Regions from separate parts of the Homo sapiens genome. Here region 2 is linked to region 1. Evidence: chromatin loops called from intact Hi-C (ENCODE). Cell type or tissue: A673. All regions are shown on one strand. Each heading gives the region's core, and the rest is flanking DNA. Links, peaks and the distances in the headings are about the cores only. Region 1 overlaps ADGRV1 (adhesion G protein-coupled receptor V1). Region 2 overlaps ARRDC3-AS1 (ARRDC3 antisense RNA 1).

The links. Peaks named below come from ENCODE experiments on the same cell type or tissue, not always from the same donor. Only the 100,000 strongest peaks of a DNase experiment are listed, where the experiment ranks them.
Region 2: it touches region 1 in a loop (7-fold over the local background); 30 of 110 quality-filtered maps call a loop at or near these places.

Annotation. Positions count from the first base shown.
Region 1 is chr5:91,099,834-91,105,223 of GRCh38, reverse strand. It overlaps ADGRV1 (adhesion G protein-coupled receptor V1), which reads right to left. Exons shown (of 90, transcript NM_032119.4): 87 at 2,884-3,005. Among named protein-coding and RNA genes, the nearest start is that of LUCAT1, 210 kb to the left of the region's middle. In A673, for the core only: a CTCF peak has its summit at 3,274 (motif pointing left); a DNase peak (open chromatin) is centred at 3,243.
Region 2 is chr5:91,417,069-91,422,458 of GRCh38, reverse strand. ARRDC3-AS1 (ARRDC3 antisense RNA 1) reads right to left here. Exons shown (of 3, transcript NR_027435.1): 2 at 3,688-3,750; 3 at 1,744-3,604. Among named protein-coding and RNA genes, the nearest start is that of ARRDC3, 36 kb to the right of the region's middle. In A673, for the core only: a CTCF peak has its summit at 2,638 (motif pointing right); DNase peaks (open chromatin) are centred at 1,408 and 2,678; H3K27ac peaks cover 1,380 bases.

The sequences.
Region 1 (5,390 bases), core at 301-5,300:
GGGAAAATGGTAAATTCACACAATGGAATACTATTCAGCCATAAAAAAGAATGACAGCTGGGTGCGGTGGCTCATGCCTATAATCCCAGCACTTTGGGAGGCCAAGATGAGTGGATTGCTTGAGTTCAGGAGTTCAAGAGCAGCCTGGGAAACATGGCGAAACCCTGTCTCTACAAAACAAACAAACAAACAAACAAAATTAGCCAGGCATGGTGGCATGTGCCTGTAGTCCCAGCTACGTGGGAGGCTAAGGTGGGAGGATCACTTGAGCCTGAAGTGGAGGTTGCAGTGAGCTGAGTTCGCGCCACTGCATTCCAGCCTGGGTGACAGAGTGAGACTCTGTCTCAAAAAAAAAAAAAAAAAGAAAAGAAAAGAAAGAAAAGAAAAGGTTGGTGCAAATGTAACTGCAGTTTTTGCCATTACTTTTAATGACAAAAATCACAATTATTTTTGCATCAACCCAATATTATTTATGGCAACATAGATGGAACTGGAGGACATTATGGTAAGTGAAATAACCCAAGAACAGAAAGTTAGACATTGCATGCTCTCACTCATGTGTGGAAGCTAAAAAATGTTGATCTCATAGAAGTAAAAAGTAGAACAGAGGGTACTAGAAGCTGGGAAGGGTAGGGGGAAAAAGGGGATAGGGAGAGATTTGTTAAAAGATATAAAATTACAGCTAGATAGAAGAAGTAAGTTCTTGTGTTCTATAGCACTACAGGATGACTATAGTTAACAATATTTTATAGTTTCAAAGTGCTAGAAGGAGGATATTGAAACTTCCCAACACAAAGTAATGATGAATGTTTGAGATGATAGATATGCTAATTCTTTTAATCTGATCACTACATGTTATATGTATCAATACGTCACTATGTACCCATAAATATACAATTATTATGTGTCAATTAAACAATAAAATGAAAAGTGTTTATCTCTGTAACAACTGTCAAACCTGTCACCTACTTTTTATTCCCAGGCACACTGCCAGAACATCTACAGTCTGAAATATAACAATAACCTACCTACTTAGAGCTGCTCTTTTTTTCAATATCCTCTCCTAAACATTTCCAGTTATCTTTCCAGTACAAACATGTCATCCCATTCAAAATGAAAAAAAAATTAATTGACAAAATTAAAAAAATTAGAACAATACAAAGAAAAATCACAACTTCGATGGCTTCCCCTTGCTTAAAGATTGAAGCTCAGCATCCCAAGCATGGAAAGCCGGCGTTTAAACCAATCTACCCTTTCTGTCTCCTCTCCTACAACTTCTTCTCTAATTGCAAGACCTTTCTTTTTCCTTCTCAACACGTTGCTTAATCTAGGCGAGATTAGTCATTTTCCCTTCTTGCAGCCTTGGCTAACAGTTTTCTCTGCCTGAAATTCCCATCTCTAACCATACACTCATTTATTATTTAATAAGCATTAAATGTGTCATAATCTCAGGGGCAAGTAAAATGAATGAAGTATATCAGGTCTGCTCAGGGCTTGGAAATTGCTGCCATGCAAATACTGCCTTCAAAAAAAGCCAGCAATTCAGGTTTTTAATGTGAAAATTCTCAATTTTAAAAGTTTGAAGCAACTATTTGAAAATCTAAAACAATCTTTCATATAACACTGTGTGTCTGCCAAGCAAAACACACCTGCAGGCTGTCAGTTTGGACCTTGTTCTTAGTTCCACTAGGCCCTAGGGATCTAAAGGTGACCAAGACTGAGCCTCTGCCCTGATGGCTCTGCCCTGATGGTCAACAGGCCCCTACTCACTCTCAAAATGCTCTCTTTACATGGCACCTGCCATACTAGATTCTTAGAGCTGATTGTTCACTCTTTGAATCATCAGATCCCAGAGAGGCCGGACTGTCTTCTTTACCACCTGGCAATAGTAAGTGCTCACCTGTAACTATAACCACAGACAGTTGTCTATATAGAAACTTGTAGCAACTTGGTTCTAAACTTTTAATTGTTTTGTATTTTCCCCTTCCTAAGTTGATAATGTCCTTGATTAGGCACCATCATGTAAGCTATGATCTAACTGAAGAGTTTGTCTGCTCAGGTGCAAACCTAAAAAATGACTGGAGTCACATTTCAATTGTATGCTACAATTCTGAAGGTGTGTATATGTCTGTGTGTTTGCCACACATGATCCTTGCAAGATGGTAGCCAAAAGAAGGACTATTTAGAGATAATTTAATAAATTTAAGAAATTCTTTTAGTCTAGGACAGATCGTTTCACTTTGGAAAACAAGGAAAATGTGTTCATTTGTTCCATTTGTTAATATCAGGGTGCAACATTTTTCCATTTAACAAAAGTACTAAAAATCTCAGCTTTCATTTTTGCTGCAGTTATATAATTTCTAGTTATCCAAGCATGCTTATAAAACTAATTTAAGCTGGGCACTGCTGGACTTAGGGGATGTCAGTCATGTTTTAGTGAACCAAACACTCTCATTTCACTAAGCATCACACTTAAGAGGGGACTGCTTGAACATCACTATTTCACTCCTCAATTGATCTAATTTCTAGACCCAGCCACAATCCAAATATGTGCATTGATCTTACATGACTGCCATTTGCAAAGTTGATAAACATCAATCCTACTGAAAAAGAAATATGTTTGTGTAGTTACTTCGATGTTCAAAATGAAGGAGAATAAATATTTTGTCTTCCCTAATTGTATAATGAGCAAGTTAGAATCCCAGTCATATTTCAAATGTTAAGGATTTAGGTTCCTATCATTTTATTTTACAACTCTATATGATGTTATTATGTACACAAATTCACCTGTGTGTGGATGCTTGACTCTTTAATATTGAAATTCTATGCCTTGTGTTCATTAAGATAAATGTATGTTGTCACTAACCAAATTGTAAGGCTTACCTGCAGACTGTTGAAAATGACAAAGAGAACCAACATCCAGAAGTGTCTGTAGGCCATGTGTAGTCCTCCCCAAAGCCATGTCACGGAAATCAGAGCAAAGAGATATAAAATCAGTGGAATTTCTAGAAATAAAAAAAAAAGAATTTTTGAGCTTCAGAATACTGCACAGTCACATGTATACACAGTTATTTTTGGCTTCTTTCTGTGGTATTCTAGTGCCCATTTTGAGAGAACAACCTTGGAAATCCCATTCTTATGCCAGAGGGGAGAAGGCACATTGCTGAGTCCACATTCTGTTTTGCAAATGGGGCTGCTGGTAGGCCCAGGGATGGCTGGGGGAGGATGAGAACTGTTCCTCTCCTAGACTACCACCTGCTGGACTGTTCAGTAAGTACCACAAAGCAACAATGGATTTGTAGAAATCTCCTTAAAAGACTGTTCCACCAGAAAATGGCAGGCAGTAGTGTGCTCCCGAAATTAGCATATTCCAACCAGGCACTTAAGAACAGAAATTATATAACATCGTGCGTGTGTGCGTGTGTGTGTGTGTGCATGCGCACGTGTGTGTGTGTTGGAAAAACCTGTACTCACATCTTTTTTCTGACTGAGAAGACACCAAAATTTATTGGTAAGTTTAAGAGCAAAGATGAAGTGACTGATTCATAATGATCAACTAAACTTATTCTACACATGTTCTAATGCAGTTTGTTTCAGACGTTTTCAGAATAGATTTTCTCAGGGCCAAGGGACTTTATTACCCTTTCCACTTGTCTATTTTGAGTTTTCTTTGCTATCTGAGTTTTAGAATAATAACCATATAGAGGCGATCTTAATATTTAAGTGACAAGTTATATAAGATTTAGAAAGTGAATCGGATCTTTGCAGCCACAAATAAACACATTTTCAAGCTGTTGAAAGACATCAGGGTAGACCACACCACTGACAACTTTCATGACAGACCTCAAAGCCCTTCTTTACCCACTATCATCAATTAACACCTAAAATCCTCGTCCACTATGGAAATTTAAACAGTTGCTTACAACTTTAGCAATTTTCAAATTTAATTTTACTTGGAAACAATCTCAAACATACAGAAGACGTGCAAGTAGAGTACAATGAGAAAGTTTTTTTTTCCCTGAATTAATTGAAAATTGTGAATCTGATCCCCCATTACCCTCTGAATAATGTGTATTTTCTACAAAGACATTTTCCTACATAAACATGATGCCATCAAATTAGGAAATTAACACTGATATAGTACTATCATTCTCAGATTCCATTTTATTATACCAGTAATTTCCTTTTTAGCAGAGAGATCCAGAGATCCAGTCGTGTATAGTTGACACGTCTTCGTAGATTCTTAATCCCAAATGGGTCTTCTGTGTGTCCTTGACTTTTGTAACCCTGACACTTTTGATGATTACCAGCCAGTTTTTCTTGCAGTGTCCTTAAATTTGAGTTTATTTGATTTTTCTCGTGATTAGATTTAGATTATAAGCCGTTAGAAATCACAGAAGGGATGCTGAGTTCATCTTACAGCATTCTATAAGGTGACGCAAGAACTCAATTTTTCCCGTTACTGAAGATGTTCATTTTGGTCACTTGATTAAGATGATGGCTGCACAAATTCTTCACTGTAAAGTTAGCATTTTCCCCTGTGTAATTAAGAAGTTTTATATGTGGCATTTCTTTGAAACTATGTAAATATCTTTTTCCTTATCAAATGTTTGATTTATCCACTTATTTATCTTCTAATGTAGACTAATATATTCCTGCTTATTTAGCATATTATCCATTATTCTTTCTTTTCCCCTTCCTTCCTTCCTTCCATCCTTCCTTCCTCCCTCCCTGCTTCCTTCTTTCCTTTTTTGTTTTCTTTCTCTTTTCTTTTTCCTCTCCTTTTCTTTCACATAGGGTCATACAAAGTCTTTCTCCATTGCCCAGACTGGAGTGTGGTGGTGTTGTCACAGCTCACTGCAGGCTTGACCTCCTGGGCTCAAGCCATCCTGCCACCTCTCAGCCTCCCAAGTAGCTGAAACTATAGGCGCATGCCACCACGCCCACTTAATTTTTGTACTTTTTGTATAGATGGGGTTTCGCCATGTTGCCCCGGCTGGTCTTGAACTTCCGGGCTCAAGCGATCCGCATGCCTTGGCCTCCCAAAGTGCTGGGATTACTGGTATAAGCCATGGTACCCGGCCACTATCATTGTTTATTTCGATGCCAAGTTGTCCCTAGCAGGAGCCCTTTCAAGATGGTTTCTGTGACTTTGGTTATATCCTCATCATTCTACTAGCAGTTGTTTGCTTTTTGGCCCAAGATGTTTCAAATATTCTCTGCCCCAGTCCTGGTTTCTTTTAGGGGAGAATGGTATTTAGAAACTGTGATCTGGGGCTAGGTATGGTCACTGCTGTTGCTGCTCCTAAGCTCTCTTAGTAGATAGAGGATACACATGCATATGCACACACAAACACATTTAGATCTGTTTTACTCTATCTATCTCTATA
Region 2 (5,390 bases), core at 256-5,255, 320 kb before region 1:
TACTGGTATATATTAGCTTGAGGTATGTACAAAAGCCCTAGTGGGAATGTCAAAAAGGCATGTAGGTATATGCATCTGGAGTTCAGAGGAGAGGTTTTGACTGAAGAAATACTTTGGGAGATTACTTAGCCTATAGGAATACTTTAGGGGAATCTTTAGCCTACAGGATTGCAGGTTCTGAGATTATCAGGGAAGAGTGCTACATTGTTCAATGAATATTTGCTGAATGAATAAATGAACAACTCATTTAAAATGTAAGTCATAAGAAAGAGAGACAAAATTTAAATCTTGACTGTGCCACTTGTAAGCTGTATGACCTTCTGTAAATCACTTAACAACAGTGAGCTCAATTTTCTCATCTGTGAAAAGGGAAACAATAATAACCAGCTCGCTTGGTTGGTTTTAGGATTAATGAAATTACAGTTATAAAGTGCTTAACAGTGAATGGCACACAACAGCCTCCAGTAGATGTTAACTTTCCTCCACTTGACTTCCACAATACCCAGTGCTGTAGGTGAAACTTCCTACTGCACCTTTACCAAGCAGCTCCTCTCCCCTTCTGCCTTTCTCCCTCCTTTCCTTTGCTTCCTTCCGTTACTGACTTGTGCGTGCTCTCTCTTTATCTTTCTGTGTGTGTGTGTGTGTGTGTGTGTGTGTGTGTGTGTGTGTGTGTGTATGTGTATGTGTCTTTCTGTTAAAACCCATTGAGTGCCTGCTACCTATATGTATAATGCTTCTCTTGGACACTGAAGATACAGCAGTGAACAAAAGTGTAGTAGCACAGAACACAAGCAATCTTGTGGTTTACATTACCCTAAAAATAGAATTAAACCAAAGACCCACTTAATCTAATTAACAATGATAAAAGTGAGTCACTACAAAAGAAAAAAAAATGACTTAAAAGCAGCCATAAAGAATGAAATCTTGTCCTTTGCAGCAACATGGATGGATCTGGAGGCCATTATCCTAAGAGAATGATCTCAGAAAACAGAAAACCAAATACCACATGTTCTGACTTATAAGTGAGAGCTAAACAATGGGTACACATGGACATAAAGATGGAAAGAATAGACACTGGGGACTCCAAAAGGAAGGAGGGTAGGACGGGAGCAAGGATTGAAAAAGTTACCTATCAGGTACAATGCTCACTATTTGGATAATGGGTACGCTAGAAGCCCAATCCCCACCACTACAAAACATGCGCATATAACAGACACATGTACCCCAGAATCTAAAATAAAATAATTTATTTTTTTAAATTGTCAGTAAAAAGAAGAGAAGCAAAGAAGTTTCCACTAGTTTCTAGAGAGGTAACTAAAAAATTCCACCAATATGAACTCTTCCCTCCCTTGGCATTTTGTTTACCCCATGCTGTGCCCCACCGAGTTGCTTCCTGGATTGTGAAAAGAAGCTCTAAGGAAAGAACGAGGAAGTATACAACTTAATGCAGAGCAACAATCACAGAAGCACTTTAATCAGGAGACACAGGAAACTTTTATCTTGAAAAGCTGAAAAGAAAAAGACTAAAAAAAGTGTTAATCCAGTTTTTCTGTCATAGCTTAATATGAGCAATTGCAATCATTCTGTTAAAATAAACGGCTTTCTCACAAAACTTGAGCATTTATGTCCTTAACCTCTTAGACACTTGTCCAGCAGTAAAGCTGGGACAACACTTCCCATTGGAAAGATGGTTGCGGAAATTCATTGAGGCCATCCACTGAAAGCATCTAGAACAGCCCTGGGTACAAAGCAGACAATTTTTTTTTATTATTATTATACTTTAAGTTCTAGGGTACATGTGTACAACGTGCAGGTTTGTTACATATGTATACATGTGTACACGTGTACAACAGCACATGTTGGTGTGCTGCACCCATTAACTCATCATTTACATTAGGTGTATCTCCTAATGCTATCCCTCCCACCTTCCCCCACCCCACGACAGGCCCCGGTGTGTGATGTTCCCCACCCTGTGTCCAAGTGTTCTCATTGTTCAATTCCCACCTATGAGTGAGAGCATGTAGTGTTTGGTTTTCTGTCCTTGCGATAGTTTTCTCAGAATGATGGTTTCCGGCTTCATCCATGTCCCTACAAAAGACATGAACTCATCCTTTTTTATGGCTGTATAGTATTCCATGGTGTATATGTGCCATATTTTCTTAATCCAGTCTATCATTGATGGACATTTGGGTTGGTTCCAAGTCTTTGCTATTGCAAAGCAGACAATTAACAATGTCACTACCAGCTCCTTCCCCTCTCCCTCTTGCATTTTTAAAATAAATTCTGATATTCACACACACACACGCACCCCTAGCTCAATCTTTTACAGAATTGTGAAAAAATAAATTTAGATTTTATTGAGCACGTCTAATTTCTTTTGGGGAAAGAGTCTTCTCTTGTATTAAGAAAAAGATAGCAGATTTATGTCTATAATGCTTTCATAAATAAATCAAATGCAAGTATAAAAGAACCTACTCAAGACTGAAATTCTGTCATATAACAATAGGTAACATAACAGAAATCTGTCTTTGATTTGTCTTCTCAAGTTCTGGAAATCAACATTTTAAATAATTTTATTTATTAATAGTGTTTATTGGAAAGTGCAGAGTAATTCACTTCTTAGTCATAAAAGAGAAGCTGAAAAGTTGATATTTGGCCACCAGATGGCGCCAAACCCCTAAATATTTTTGTGCCAGGCATTCAAAGCGCTCAAAAGTTAATTTAGAGCTAAAGGTTAGGCACTTGTTTATTGACTTTTATGCTTATATGTACAGCCATCTTGGAGAATCATAAAAAATAATTTCCCACAGATCACGACTCCTTTATGTGACCCTACCACATTCTTGCTTTGCTGTTGTCATTCTAATATATCTAGTTGAAAAAGTACTTTTCACCACCAGACCCTCACCACATAAGCTTAGTGAAGAATTTATTCATTAAACATTAAACCATGAATGATAAAAAAGTGTTAAATAAAATTTCTCCCAGCTCTCAAGTTTTAGTTATTTTAAATCCAAAACAACCCTGTAAAAACTGATTCAAACCAGCTTTCTAGGATCATTAAAGTTTGGGATAGAAAGTAAAACTGTTTCAGATGTATTAACGGGACATGGAAATTTCATTCTTAAGTACTGTGCATAGCTGCTTCTTTCCAAAGAAGTTACCCTTCATATGTGTCTTCTTCTCAACCTGCCAATCTCAGTACTGTGTATTTTTAAATCTGTTCTACATGTTTCTGGATGATACTATAAGATTTTGAGTTGTCATCTCATTGAAATGATTTCATTTTCAACATTCTATTTTTTATTTTTAAATGTAGGATACAGAATATACTGAAATTATAGATATTTGACATTTTAAGTTAATAAGTTAGAAATAATCAAAAAGAATATTAGAAATTTTCATTAAGAATTGAAACATATCAATATTGATAGGTTATGCAGTTATAATCTACAACTTCCAAAACCTCAGAAAATTAAAAAACAAAAGTTTATTTCTTGCTCACACTCCAACTTCACTGCAGGTCATTTTGGGCTCCTCCACATCAAACTCACTCTAGGAACCCAACTAAGGGGTCAGTCACCAACTGGAATATTCCTAGTTTCTATAACACAGAAGAAAAGAGCTAGAAAATACATACTTGCCCAAAAAGCTTCCATCTGGAAGTGACACATCACTTTCACTCACCTCTCTTTGGACAAATTAGTCACATGGGTACACCAAACACCAGTGGACCTGGAAAGTAGAAACCTGGAAATAGATGATGAAGAGTTGCTATAATTCATAAATATTAAATCATTATACCCATATATAACAATGTTTTGGGGCTACTATGATAAAAAAAATTTTATAAGAGTTTCTATGTCCTTACCAAATCTTCTTTGTATTTTCAATCTATGTAGGGTAAAAGATTAAAGAAAATGTAAAAAGTTCTTCTTTTTACAGATATTAAAACTGGAGAGAAAAGACATATTTGAAAAATAAAAATTCTTGGGACAACCAATGCCAGAAATTTTGACAAATATTCTCATAAGTGCTAAAGCAGATGAGTGAGGAAGCACAAGGTGTTAGTTAAAGAGTAACTGAAAGCAAGGAGATTTTATCTGGGTGTCACCAGAAGTGCAGCATTTGTATTGAAGTAGCTGGAGGACATTAGAAAAAACAGACAGACAGACAGGAATAAATGAGGATGTTAAGGAAGAATTTTACAAAATCTCTACTAAGTTTCCCAGATCAGCAAACATTTTCAGAGACAGAGAGAGAGAGAGAGAGAGAGAGAGAGAGAGTGTGTGTGTGTGTGTGTGTGTGTGTTGGAGAGAAGTGGGACGGGTGGGATAGTGGAAAGAAATCAATCCTCAAAGTTGCCAACTCACTTTTCCCAAGGAAAATTTTTTTAAAATTCTTCCATCAACTATCAACTCAATTTTATGAAGAATATTTTATCACAAAAAGCTAAAATAATATTGGAATTTTAATTTTGAATAATTTTAGCTTTATACAACCCTAACTTTATCATGTTACTGTGGACCAGTAAAAACTTTGTCACAAGCCAGTTTCTGTGAATAGCTGACCTGAAATGGAAAGTCCAAATTGAGATTAATAATTTCATCCAGTTGGCAATGAACAACTACTGTACATCTTTAAGTAGAGAGCTGCCTAGAATTGGGGGATGGAGCTGGAAGAAGGAATCTAGAAGAAGTGAGAACTTCCAAAATGACCCTGATGTAACCCTGAAACTTATGGGGACCTAGATTAGGATGCAGACAGAGAAAAAGGAGAGGAGTATTTTAGAAGGAAAACCAAAAGGAAACCTTAAAAATAAGCCTATTTTCCCACTGGAGGAAAGGTTTAGTTTGTTTTGGTTTGGTTTGGTTTTAATGGTTTGTATAACAAACAGAGTTCTTAAATGTCTAACACATCAAAATGGTCCATAGATCTTGAAAAAATGCTACATAAACAAAGATATAATCCAGTAATGAGAAAGAACAGTATTTCAACATCTTCCGCGGGTTAGGGGCTATTACTTAAACCTTCATCTGGTAGACTTGACCCCTGGGGAAGGCAGCAAACTGATCTTGTTTATGTAACTCTGATCTCACTTTTGTTTTTACTTTTATCATGACCCATTCAACCACGCAGCTACATGAAAACAATACTGAGGAACAGCCATGTACTAAAGTATGAGATGGTTATTTGTACCTTTGCAACTCTGAAGAAGGAAAGCATTACTTAGCTTAGACTACAAGTATTTATCAAGAATTATTGAAACTGGCCAGGCGCAGTGGCTCACGCCTGTAATCCCAGCACTTTGGGAGGCCGAGGTGGGTGAATCACCTGAGGTCAGGAGTTCGGGACCAGCCTGGCCAACATAGTGAAACCCCCGTCTCTAC